3 separate regions of the Homo sapiens genome follow, and regions 1 and 2 are each linked to region 3. A link is a contact called in ENCODE Hi-C data. All regions are on one chromosome and are shown on one strand. The core of a region is the stretch at or near the end of the contact, and the rest is flanking DNA. Distances in the headings are between cores, read along the strand shown.

The links. Hi-C counts contacts between places; a loop is a spot of excess contacts on that map. Pooled maps may share reads with other maps.
Region 1: a map with no recorded cell type shows a loop between it and region 3 (7-fold over the local background). The contact joins two enhancer-like sites. A Hi-C loop is called at or near these places in 8 of 37 single-sample maps with no recorded cell type and 5 of 50 pooled maps.
Region 2: a pooled map shows a loop between it and region 3 (6-fold over the local background). The contact joins two enhancer-like sites. A Hi-C loop is called at or near these places in 3 of 37 single-sample maps with no recorded cell type and 7 of 50 pooled maps.

What each region holds. Positions count from the first base shown.
Region 1 is chrX:38,878,339-38,882,199 of GRCh38, reverse strand. The region is part of intron 1 of LOC124905177 (a long non-coding RNA gene); the gene reads right to left. Among named protein-coding and RNA genes, the nearest start is that of MID1IP1-AS1, 76 kb to the right of the region's middle. RefSeq lists an enhancer at 2,356-2,405. Within about 2 kb of position 1,544, at least 9 of the 41 ENCODE cell types and tissues checked have a DNase peak (open chromatin) inside an H3K27ac peak, as active enhancers do.
Region 2 is chrX:39,612,206-39,616,071 of GRCh38, reverse strand. No RefSeq gene overlaps it. Among named protein-coding and RNA genes, the nearest start is that of MIR3937, 47 kb to the left of the region's middle. RefSeq lists an enhancer at 1,302-1,501. Within about 2 kb of position 2,496, at least 5 of the 41 ENCODE cell types and tissues checked have a DNase peak (open chromatin) inside an H3K27ac peak, as active enhancers do.
Region 3 is chrX:39,194,481-39,198,134 of GRCh38, reverse strand. The region is part of intron 2 of LOC105373175 (a long non-coding RNA gene); the gene reads left to right. Among named protein-coding and RNA genes, the nearest start is that of LINC01281, 130 kb to the left of the region's middle. Within about 2 kb of position 1,399, at least 4 of the 41 ENCODE cell types and tissues checked have a DNase peak (open chromatin) inside an H3K27ac peak, as active enhancers do.

The sequences.
Region 1 (3,861 bases), core at 295-2,794, 320 kb after region 3:
TTAAATAAGATAATGAGGACAAGTGCTAAGTACAGTGCACAACACACACAATATGGTTACTACTCCTACTCCTGCTATCACTATCATTACTGTTGCTCTTGCTGCTGCTGTGCTACTGTATTACATTACCTATCTGGCCTATGCTGCCTCCATTTAGCTCAAATCCTGAACTGTTGACTGCGCTAGCTTCATGCAATGCTATTTAAAGGGCCAAATCCACCAGCCATAAAAAGAAATGAGGAAGTTATGGCTGATAGTGAAGCACAGGCCTCAGGAGTCAGGTCCCATGGGTTTTGTTTTGACCACTGAGTCACGTAGTGACCAACAATCACACGAACATTGGCCAGCTCTCCTGTTGTTCATCAAGGTTAAAGACATAAACAAGCCCTCCTGCTTTGCACATGAAAATTCACCGCTTGCTTGAAAACCTCCTTGGGGAAAAGGTTTAGAAAACACAATTAACAATTTTTCTTGATGGAATCATTTTCTTCTTCCATCAGGGTTTTCTTTTAAATTCTAACCTACCCAGGTGATCTTCAGGTATATCTGAGCAGAGCAGCCCAGGGAGGATAGAAGAAAGGGATGATGCCCTTGATGCAGAATGCAAAAATGTTACTACAGATATTCATCGCTTAAGGGTGGGAATACACTCTAAGAAATGCACATTAGGCGATTTTGTCATTGTGTGAACATCATAGAGTTTACATACACAAACCTAGATGGTATAGCCTACTCCATCATATCACTCCATTATAATTTTATGGGACCACCATTGTATATGCAATCTGTCATCGACTGAAATGTCATGATGTGGCACATGGCTATACCTGAAGAATCAAAAATGAGTCTGTCCAGTTGGTATGTCCTGGAGGTGTTCAGATGTTTGTCAAACGAATGTGTGAATGAACTGGCAGGCATCTGTGCAGTCATTCATTGCATGCAAAGCACTGGAGTCCAAAAATTAATTTTTTAACCTTTTTGGTTTTGGCCTTCTGATGAACCCACAAAGTTTCATGTGTGTCAGAAGTAGCAGTCCCTATGCTAAAAATCTTCCCAACTTCTCTCCTGGTAGTAGTAAGCAATATGCTAGAGCTCCCAGTTCCTACTGGATTTGGCCCTTTATAATACTTATCACAATTACAATTATTTGTTTTGTGGCTAATTTCCTTGATAGGTCCAGCATGGAGCACAGAAACTGACACATAGAGGATAGTTACTGAATACCAGCTGAATGAATGAATGAGCAAACTACTTACTATCTAACAAACCAATGCTTGAAAATGGTACATGTTGCAGATTTCAGCTTAGTGCCACTGTACATTCTAGTTTCCTTTCCCAGATTTTACCTCCCAGGTAGGCTGATGTGCACCTCTCCCACTTTGTTGAATTGAAATTAAGAAATGTGTATGTTAGTGTGAGTCTGGCTTTTTCATGTAGTACTTTAAAACTCCCAGCCCCACTAGTGCTGGGGTGTTCACCGGCTCTCCCAGCATTCCCTAGGTGCAGAGACAGGGAAGTAAGTGGCTTCCTATTTGTCTACAGAGTGACTCAGCTTGCTTTAATGTTGCCTTGTTCAGTGCAAGTGGAGAGCTGGATACTGAGAGAGTCACGGCCAGCAGAAATACCTTCTAGAAATCAAACATGCATCTAGCAGAGCTCACTGGCTTCATCTCCCAAAGAGAGGGGCAGATTATATAAATGCTGATTAAGTCATGAGCTCTTGGTGTGGTGACATTTCACTGCCAAGCAAACAGACTAAGGAGCCAGTGAGCCTCCAATAAATGACGATGTATTTTGTACATTTCTTTTCACTTCCCTCATAGGAATAGAGATGGTCAGAAGGCAGAGAAAAACTTAGATTAAAAGTAGTGGTCTAGAAAGGTAAGTATCCCAAGAAGCAGGGCTAAGGGAGGGGCCGCTTGAGTGGAAGGAACATGATGACAAGGGGAGCCTTAATGCTTTAAGCTTATACGGAGGCAACTGCTGTTGGAGGAGCAGGTACATTCACGAGCTCATCACTCATCTGCAGGTACAGACTTCTCGGGCTCGTGAGCACATGTGGACATTCCTGCTCCTGAAAAAGAATGCCCAGGAAGCTATGTGCCTTACCTCTGAAAGACTTGCTTTATCATTGGCCTTACAGTTCTTCTGATGTCACTACAATAAAAACCTGGCTATGAAAAATAAACAGTGTTGTTGCCCCGCCCAGATCCCCTTTTTGGCAGGTGCACCCAGCTTCCAGCTGCTGTGAGCTGTTGACTGCTAAGAGCTTACAGCTGCAGCCTTCTCTGGAGGATTGTCCTCAACTAACAGGAACTGAGTCCCCAGTCCAAAGTGCCCCAGCCCCAGCATCTCATAGCCAATGACTGACTGACATAACAGTATAAAAAGTCAACCCCCTTGCTTCATGGTAAGATAACTCTGGTGTCATTTATGCCCCAAGAACCACCCTGGAATCAGGTTAAAGCTGGGCTCCAGCTCAACCACATCCTTAGCTCCTCCCTATGCCCTGTCCTGCTTCCTGCCTTCCCCCTCCTGAGAATACTCTTTCAACTGAACTTGAACAAAACAGTTTATTCTTCTGACTTTTGATGGGCATTTGGGTAGTTTCCAGTTTCTTTTACAGTTATAGCTAATGCTGCTTTAAACATTTCTTTCCGTGTGCCTATGTACCCATTTTTGTTGGGTATATTCCTAGGAATGAAATTGCTAGGTCATAGATTTGTATATATCCCACTTTAATGAATGCTGCCAAACAGTTCTTCAAAGTGGGTGCACCAATTCACACTTCTATTAGTTTCAGCGTAGGTATATGTACCCAATGTATGACTCTGTGGCATCACAGGAACTGCTTCTAGGGTTCAAGACTTAAGATAGGCATTACAGCTAACACTCACATAGTACTTACCACATGACAGGCATTCTTCCAAGAGCTACACATGTATTAATCCATTTAGTCCTCACAAATCTACCTCTATGACATAGATGTTACTATTCTCTCTGCTTGGCAGCTGAGGCAACTGAAGCAGAGATTTCAAGTAATTTGCCTAAAGTCACATGGTAAGTGATGGAGCCACGATTTGAATCCAGGCAGTCCCACCCTTAACTATAATTCTTACTGATTCTCATAACTCTCTTTTAATACCTGCTTATGTTCTTTTTCAGAAGGGAAGTTTAACTCTCACTTATTCCTTCCACAAGCATTAACATCCAGGGAATTAGAGACATTTTAAGACTATAATTCCAAAAAACAAAGCTCAATGACTAGAATGGTTTCTTCTACTTGCACTTCCCCCAATCCCAGCCAGCATTATGTAAAGATCAGTTTTGTACTTGAGCAGATGCTAAGCGGTCTGCACTTCTGTGGCTACAGAAAGTACTTAAGAGAAAGTAGGAAAGACAGTTCCAGAGAACAGCCTTTTTCAAGTGAAATCCTGCCAAGGCATACTCAGATATTCACAGTGGCGGTGGCTGAAAGTTACCCAAGATAGAGGCATAGGGGAGGACGATACAACAGCAAAATAATGAAGCCCAGAGCTCTTGTGCACTGCCAGTGGGAGTGTGAATTGGTGCCACCACTTTGGAGAACTGTTTGGCAGCATCTACTAAAGTGGGATATACACAAACCCATGACCCAGCAATTTCTCTCCTAGGAATATACCCAACAGAAATGGGTACATAGGCTCATGGAAAGAAATGTTTAAAGCAACATTAGCTATAACTGTAAAAGAAACTAGAAACTACCCAGATACCCATCAAAAGTAAGAAGGATAAACTGTGGTAAATGCATCCAATGTATGACTCTATGGCAATGAGAATAACTGAACTACAACGACACATAACAATATAGATGAATTTCAC
Region 2 (3,866 bases), core at 1,247-3,746, 420 kb before region 3:
TGCCAGGAGTGGTCTTGACAAGAGTGGGACTATCATTTCCCTTTTCATAGACAATTACATCTGACTGTAGCCTATAGCAGGATTCTTTTTTCTCCGGCCACCATCCCCCACTCTTTACTTATACTGAATTTAGTGGCCATTACAGCTTTTTTTCATCCAAGATGTCACTAAGACACATTCCTCACATCCTATACCTGGACTTCTGCTTCCTGGATCGAGGCTAGGACTTTATATTTTTCCCTATCAAATGTCACCATTCCCATCAGTCTTGACTGCTAATTTTAATTGGTACTAGAACGGAATACGACTTTTGCATTTTTATTTAAATATTTGAATGTAATTTACTATAATTTCTGCAAATCGTCTCAAAACCTTTATACAAGAGGATGCAGAGGAAAATAAATAAATGAATGAATAAAAATACTGATGCGACTATCTCTATTGTAACAGTCTGTGGGAACATCACTGGAATCCTAGTAGATTATCCAGTCTTTTAATTGCTCTGCCAGCTTGGGGCAACCAGAAATTTGATAGGTGTGTGTCTTTTTTTTTTTTTTTTTTTTTTTTTTTTTTTTTTTTTGGGGACAGGGTCTCACTCTGCCACCCAGGCTGGAGTGCAGTGGCACAATCTCAGCTCACTGCAGCCTCTGCCTCCCGGGTTCAAGAGAGATTCTTGTGCCTCAGCCTCCCGAGTAGCTGGGACTATAGGCGTGCGTCACCATGCCCAGCTAATTTTTATATTTTTAGTAGAGATTGGTTTTCACCATGTTGGCCAGGCTGGTCTCGAACTCCTGACCTCAAGTGATCCGCCTGCCTCGGCCTCCCAAACTGTTGGAATTACGGGCAGAGCCACCACGCCCAGCTAGGTGTTTGTCTTACATTGGTCCATCTGCCCCTTGCAAAAAAATGTTGAACAGGACTGAAGAAAGAGCCATAGAGGGGTGTCTGGAAGTGTGTCACCTACTTCAGATTTGGAAAGTATCTCTCCTGCTTTGGAGCTGTAACTCAAGTTTCCTTCCCTCACCACCACCACCTGGTTCCAGCAGCGCTGACAGTAAGTGAGGGCAAGAGGGTGTCAGATGGGGGCCTAGAAAGGCCCTTATGCCAAATCCATGTCATTTCTTTTTGGATTACTTGCTCTTTAACACTCTCAGGACTTCTTCTCTCCTCCCCTAGTGCAGAAAATGGAGAGCGAGCTGGTTCTTGGGCACAGACAGGAGCTGATCTGGGCCCAAGAGGATTGCAGTCACCCTGGCTCCACGGGTGCACTCTCTGCCAGGCATGTCCTCTTGGGTATGGATGTAGGATGCCAGGGCACACTTTTTATGACCACGTGCTTTCTCTTTCTTCCTGCATTAGAATTTTTTTCACCACGTCAGCCTGCTTATTAAGAAACTCCCAGGTGCTTTTTACCTCGGCTCCACGCCTGCCCTCAAGCTCTGGCCTCTGCTGTTTTGTGGTCTACCCTGTGTGCGTGCCAAAATGTGTTGGTTGAGTCTCAGAAAACACGCGGGAGGAGGAGCCAAAGGTCACAGCATGCAACCTACCCAACTTTCCTGGGAGTGTGGGTGGCACCCACTTAACCCCATCTCTTCTCTTTCCACCCCTCCCCCTGGGCAAACTGAGCTGTCCCCTGCCTGTGTTTACTCCCAATTTCAACGACCTCTCCGCTAACTCACTCCATATGTTAATTTCTCTGTCTTCCACTCCAGCGGTAAACCTCAGGGTTAACCCTCCGCTCCCCCTTCCAAATCCGGGACTGGACTTTCCCTCCTCTTTCCTCCCTTTCCTTGTCTGAGATCAGAGTTCTTAACCTTTTCTCTGCCGTGGACCCCTGCGTCGCGCTTCTCAAACTTTAACGTAAATAGGGAATTACCCCAGGATTCATTAAAATGCAGATGCTGATTCAGTAGGTCTAGGCGGGCCCGAGATTTGCATTTCTAACAAGCTCCCAGGTGATGCTGCTGGTCCGTAGACCACATTTTTAGTAGCAAGGTCTCAGAGGCTTTCAAACCTGTGTGTGTGTGTTTGGCGGGGGGGAGCGGGGGGGCGGGAGGCTGCCCGCACCGCCTCCCCCGTCTCCCCAAGCACCAGGAAAAATCTGTGGGCACATTTGATGCATAAACAGACTCCGGCGGCTGCAGAGCATCACAGGTGCGCGTCCTGCCGGCCCTAGCCCCGCCGCAATTCATCAGCTCCCAAAGAATGCTTCTTTATAATCAGGAAATAGGAACCGACTCTCCCCGAGCGGGGAGCGCAGCCTGCACTCCTCCCACCTTTCCGGGCCGCTGCGCAAGGGGCGGACTTCAGGCGGGGCGGCTTCATAAACCAGAAAAAAAGAGACGAAACAATTAAACCTAGCGAGCCGGGATTGCTCCAAGGAACAGGATTTCAAAGGCAGAGGAGTCTGGCTCGTTTCCAGGCAGTGGGATCAGCCAAAGGGCGCGGGCTGCCCTCCCTCAGCGTGACAGGTGCGCCCCGGGCAGGCACTGGCCTCCCGGCTTGCCCTCTGCCCATCGCCCCCCGCGTTAGTGAAGAATGACTCAGGTTGGTAGGATAATCGACCCCTGCTAGCCCCGTGCAGTAGGAAAACACAGAGAAAAGCCACATTCCTTGTAGTCCAGCCGTGGAGCTGTGCTTGCTTTAGAATCACACCTTCCAGAGATGTTCTAGAATCTGGCTTTTCCAACTGCGTATATCTTTTTCTTCCTCTCTTTCTCTCTTTCTTCCTCCCCTCCCCTCCCATCCAACCTCCCTCCCTCCCTCCCTCCCTTCCTTCCTTCCTTCCTTCCTTCCTTCCTCAGTGAGGTCCTTACCTTTTACCTAAATAGTTATTTTGCTCATTGAATCTAGAGCTGGACACTGGATATTTACAAACTCAAACAAATAAATGCTATTACCTCCCAATTTCCGGTTTAATACAGACAATAACCACAGCATGAAATTTGTAAAGTATTTTAAAAGGAAAAAAAATTGTCTTACTCCGACTGTGGTCCCTGGACCAACTGCATCATCACCTGGGATATTCTCTGGCCCCAGCTTAGACCTCCTGACTGAGACACTCTGGGGAGTGGGACGTGGGACCCCACCACTCTGGTTTTTTTTTTTTTTTTTTAGACAGAGTCTTGCTCTGTCGCCCAGGCTGGAGTGCAGTGGCACGATCTCAGCTCACTGCAACCTCTGCCTCCCAGGTTCAAGCGATTCTCCTGCCTCAGCCTCCCAAGTAGCTGGGATTACAGGCATGCACCACCATGCCCAGCTAATTTTTGTATTTTTAGTAGAGGCAGGGTTTTGCCATGTTGGCTAGGGTGGTCTCCAACTCCTGACCTCAGGTGACCCACCTGCCTCAGCCTCCCCAAGTGCTGGGATTACAGGCGTGAGCCACCGCACCTGGCCGCCATTCTGTTTTAACAAGCCCTCTGGGCTGAAGTTTGAGAAGCAGCTCTCTAGAGAAATGCAGAGCCCATACTCAAGGTTTGTGTCGTGTACAAGAAAGAGAGTTGGAGAGCAAAGGGGAATTCACGTGCTCTGGCTCCTGGGATGGGGGAAGGGTGGACACTGGTCTAGGAGAGGCAATAAAGTTCTGACAGCACATGCCTCAGACGAGCCCAGGCCACTGCAAGTGAATAGAGGCTGCGCTGGAGAGGCTCTAGTGCTCCACTGTGTAACCCACCCGCCCACACTAACTGCCAGGAAACAGGATTGTCTACTTTGTGCTAATAAGCTGCCTCGGTTCTTCTAACATACCGAACGTGATAAGAGCATGGAGGGATGAAATATCTGGAGTAGTTAAGTAATCAAGGCAGGAATAATTAGGTAGACTAAACCCCAACAGAAATAATCCATCTTTTGGAAAGAAATGACAT
Region 3 (3,654 bases), core at 150-2,649:
AGCCAATACCTTTCTAAGAAGTACATATAATGACTGGGGAACAAACTTCTGTCATCTAGATTACAACTTCCCTGAAAGCAGGAACTATCGTTATACTTCACAATCCTATGAACATCATGGATAGTTAATAAAGATTCTATTGTTGGCTGAATGGATTTGTATGATACAGTAAAAAGAGCTCTGACCTGAATCTCCAGCACTCAAGTTGTAGATATGGCTCAGGGTTTGACTATTTTGATGTTGGGTGAATCAGGACTTTGTAGAGCCTCAGTTTTCTCCCATTAAAACAAGGAGATTAGACCAAATATTTAAGGCATACAGTAATATGGTCTAAATAATTCCTCCTCATTTAAATTTCCTTTGGGGAAGTATATCAGACACTTCTAGAGACCTTCATCACCCCCTTGGCCCACCTCCAGTTTCAGCCTCAGCTGCAATGGGCAGACTTACCTTAAGCCAAGCGTCTGTCTTCTTTCTGCCCCTGAACCTTCATTACTTATGTGAAAGTTTGCCCAGGTCATGTGCTTGTGTAGCTCAGAAATGGGAGAAAGTTAACATCCTCAGGGACAATCCTCACCAGGGTCAGACAGTGGCTAGTGAATAAATGCCCCAACCTCCTGCCCTTCCAGTGGACAATTCTACAAGGCATTCTATATGCTTTCCTGGGAAATCAGTCCCTGTTGCCCTCCATTATATTGATATTTGTTCCTACTGTGTCTTAATCCCTTCTTTTTTCTCCATTCATTCACTTTACTTCTTCACTGGGATTACCTTTGAAATAAGCTACCTTCACCCAGGACTTTGTGTCATGCTTTGCTTTCAAAAGAACCCAAACTGAGAAGAGAAACCATTTCTTTCTCCATCCAGCCTCTGCCATGAAGGCTAAACCATGAGGAAGCTTGGATCAGGAAGACAGTATATATGGCATGAGTGAAGCTTCAACTAGACCAGAAAATCCTGCTCCTTCTAGCTCTGTCTGGATGAAAGTTTCAGAGAGGGGAGTTGTCTAATTGGAGTGAAGGAAAAGCCAATGGCAGAAGTGCAGTCATTTTACTCTCTGTCTGGGACTCCAGGAGGAGCCAGCCTAGCGCTGTGTACCCGCAGTAACCTCAAGTAGCTACTGGTGAGGCAGAGAGCAAGTCGAGTTAGCATTCCTGAGCTATCCTGGGCTCCATTTGGCACACAAAAGATGCCAGAAATGCTCAAAGGCCCCTAGGGGAACAGAGATGTTGGCAAGACACAGGCAGAAGAGCTCAAAAAAGGAAAAAATTCTAGAGTCAAGTGAGTGGATTGGGCCACCTGAATGGGAGATTGAATAGAGGTCATGACCATGTCTCAGGGGACATTCAATAGCAGCAAGGGCTGAGTACGGACTGAGTCAGCAAAGAGGAAACCACAGGTTCACTAACCACAGACTTCAGCAGTTGTCAGCGTTGTGGGACATCTGTTGTGGTGGAGACATGAAGCGCCCAGGAATTGGAATGATAACACTGATAGATCCCCTTCCTCCACCACCAGAAGGATGTAGCATGTTCCCACCCCATATCCAGGTACCATCTTGGAGAGGATCAAGTAAAGGAAAGCAAACTGGAGAGAGAGACTGCTCTGGTTTGAATATTTGTCCCCTTCAAACCTCATGCTGAAACTTGATCCTCAGTGTTGGAGGTGGCGCCTAATGGGAGGTGTTGGATGGGGGTGGATCCCTCGTGAATGGCTTGGTGCCATTCTGGAAAGAGTGAGTGAGTTCTAACTATTAATTCCCTTGAGAGCTGTTTGTTAAAAGAGCTCAGCGTCTCCTTCCTCACTCTCTTGCTTTCTGTTTCACCATGTGATCTCTGAACCCATCAGCTCCCCTTTGCCTTCCACCATGAGTGGAGGCAGCTTGAGGCTCTCACCAGATACCTGATCTTGAACTTTTCCAGACATCGGAATTGTGAGCCAAATAAAAACTTTTTGTCTTTATAAATTACCCAGTGGTAGGTATTCCTTTATAGCAACACGAAACGTACTAAGACAGGGACAATTTAAAGTCAAGGAGACTGAATTTCCAAAAGAGAGTTTAAATTATTGCAGTGGACCAGGTTTACCAGATCAGAACCAAGTTTTGTACCTACTTCCAGTTCTGTGGGGTCCACTTTGTGTGTGTGAGTGCATGACTATCTGCTTTAGAAAATTTTCTTGACCATGTGATTGGAGTGTGGAGAAATATTTAAACTCCTCCTGGGTGCTGGTTGGACAGAGAGTAGGAGGGGCTCAACCACAGATAGAGGGTCTCTCAGCTGGAGCAGCTTTCCATGCTCAAGCCAAGCTCATTTGGACTGTAAATGCTACATCAGCTGCAGATCCACCTCCAAATGTCTGGTTTTACCTAGGAGGCAGAAGTCAGGGGTCTTAACACACTCAGCAAGAACTGTGGAGGGAGGATGGGAGTAGGGAGGATGGCAGCATCTGCCCCTTTCATCTCCTTGGGCAGTCTCGATTTCCCTGCCCCCATCTCAGAATATCAAGGCTCTCTGCGTCCCCCTGTCTTTCCTGGCCTCCTCTGGGACACCTTCTCTACCAAGACAGTTGCTGAGGGTTCCCCAGGGCAGGTCGAAGCATGATTTGCTTTTCAAGCTCTGCCCACTTATTGATCTCCTGTCTGAGAAATGTCAGCAGCAGCCGGGAGCTCTCCCTGCTAAGGCACTTAGCTTGGAAGCCTGTGGTATCTGCCTGCATAAACCCTCCTGCCTCCTGCCTGTCTGGCTTTAGAACTATCCCCACCCCCACCTTGGGCAAAGTCTTCTAAGACGTGATGGCAAGAATCAAACAGCAACGTGCTCTGAACACTGGGATGGGAACCAGATTTAAATTGGGCAAAAGCCGTAAGCTCAGAGCCAGTGCATTTCACTTCCTGCCATCCCTCCCCCTCTCAGCATCTTGTCGCGAGCAGGTAGGGAAGGAAATCTTCCAGAGAAGGCTGGCCAGGGGCAGGTGCTTGGCCCAGGAGTCAGAAAGTGGGGCGCTGATCCAGAAGCTGGGCGGATAAAGGCAACCCATTATTTCAACTGCCATCCCCTGGCCCTGCACCCCCACCTCCATGCAATTTAAATGCAGGATTGTGAGGAGGGGAGGGGAAGAGAAAGAGACTGTGTTTAGTGGTTAAACCTTTTAAAGTTTAAGTGCATAAACAGGGCCTTCTCCGTATCTGTCTATAGCAATTCTCATGACAGTTACAGCAAAATTACAGAAACTGGGTCGTTTATATAACCCTTTGTATTGTCAAAGCACATTAAATGTCTGCTTTCCTGCACCCTGCTGAGCTGTCTTCAGCTGTCAAATCCCCATACTGCAGCTCAACACACTGAGGGTAAAGGACTCTGGCAATGCGCACATGGGGAATACTGGACCCTCAGGTGCAGCAAATGTTTTGAAAAGGAGATTTAAATTTCCTCTGCACAGGAGTCCCATGGTTTAAAATATATTGAATTCTCTGCTTTCCAGCCAAATGCTTTGTCACCTGGCTAGTGGGCTTTTTTCCCCAAAATGAGCAAACATGACATTTGTTTTTTATTCTGGACAGGGTTGAAAGAGCTCATTCATCTATTTATTCATTTGAAAAAGATTTATTGGATGTTTTCTAAAATCCTAGCACTACAAATAGTATGCAGCAGC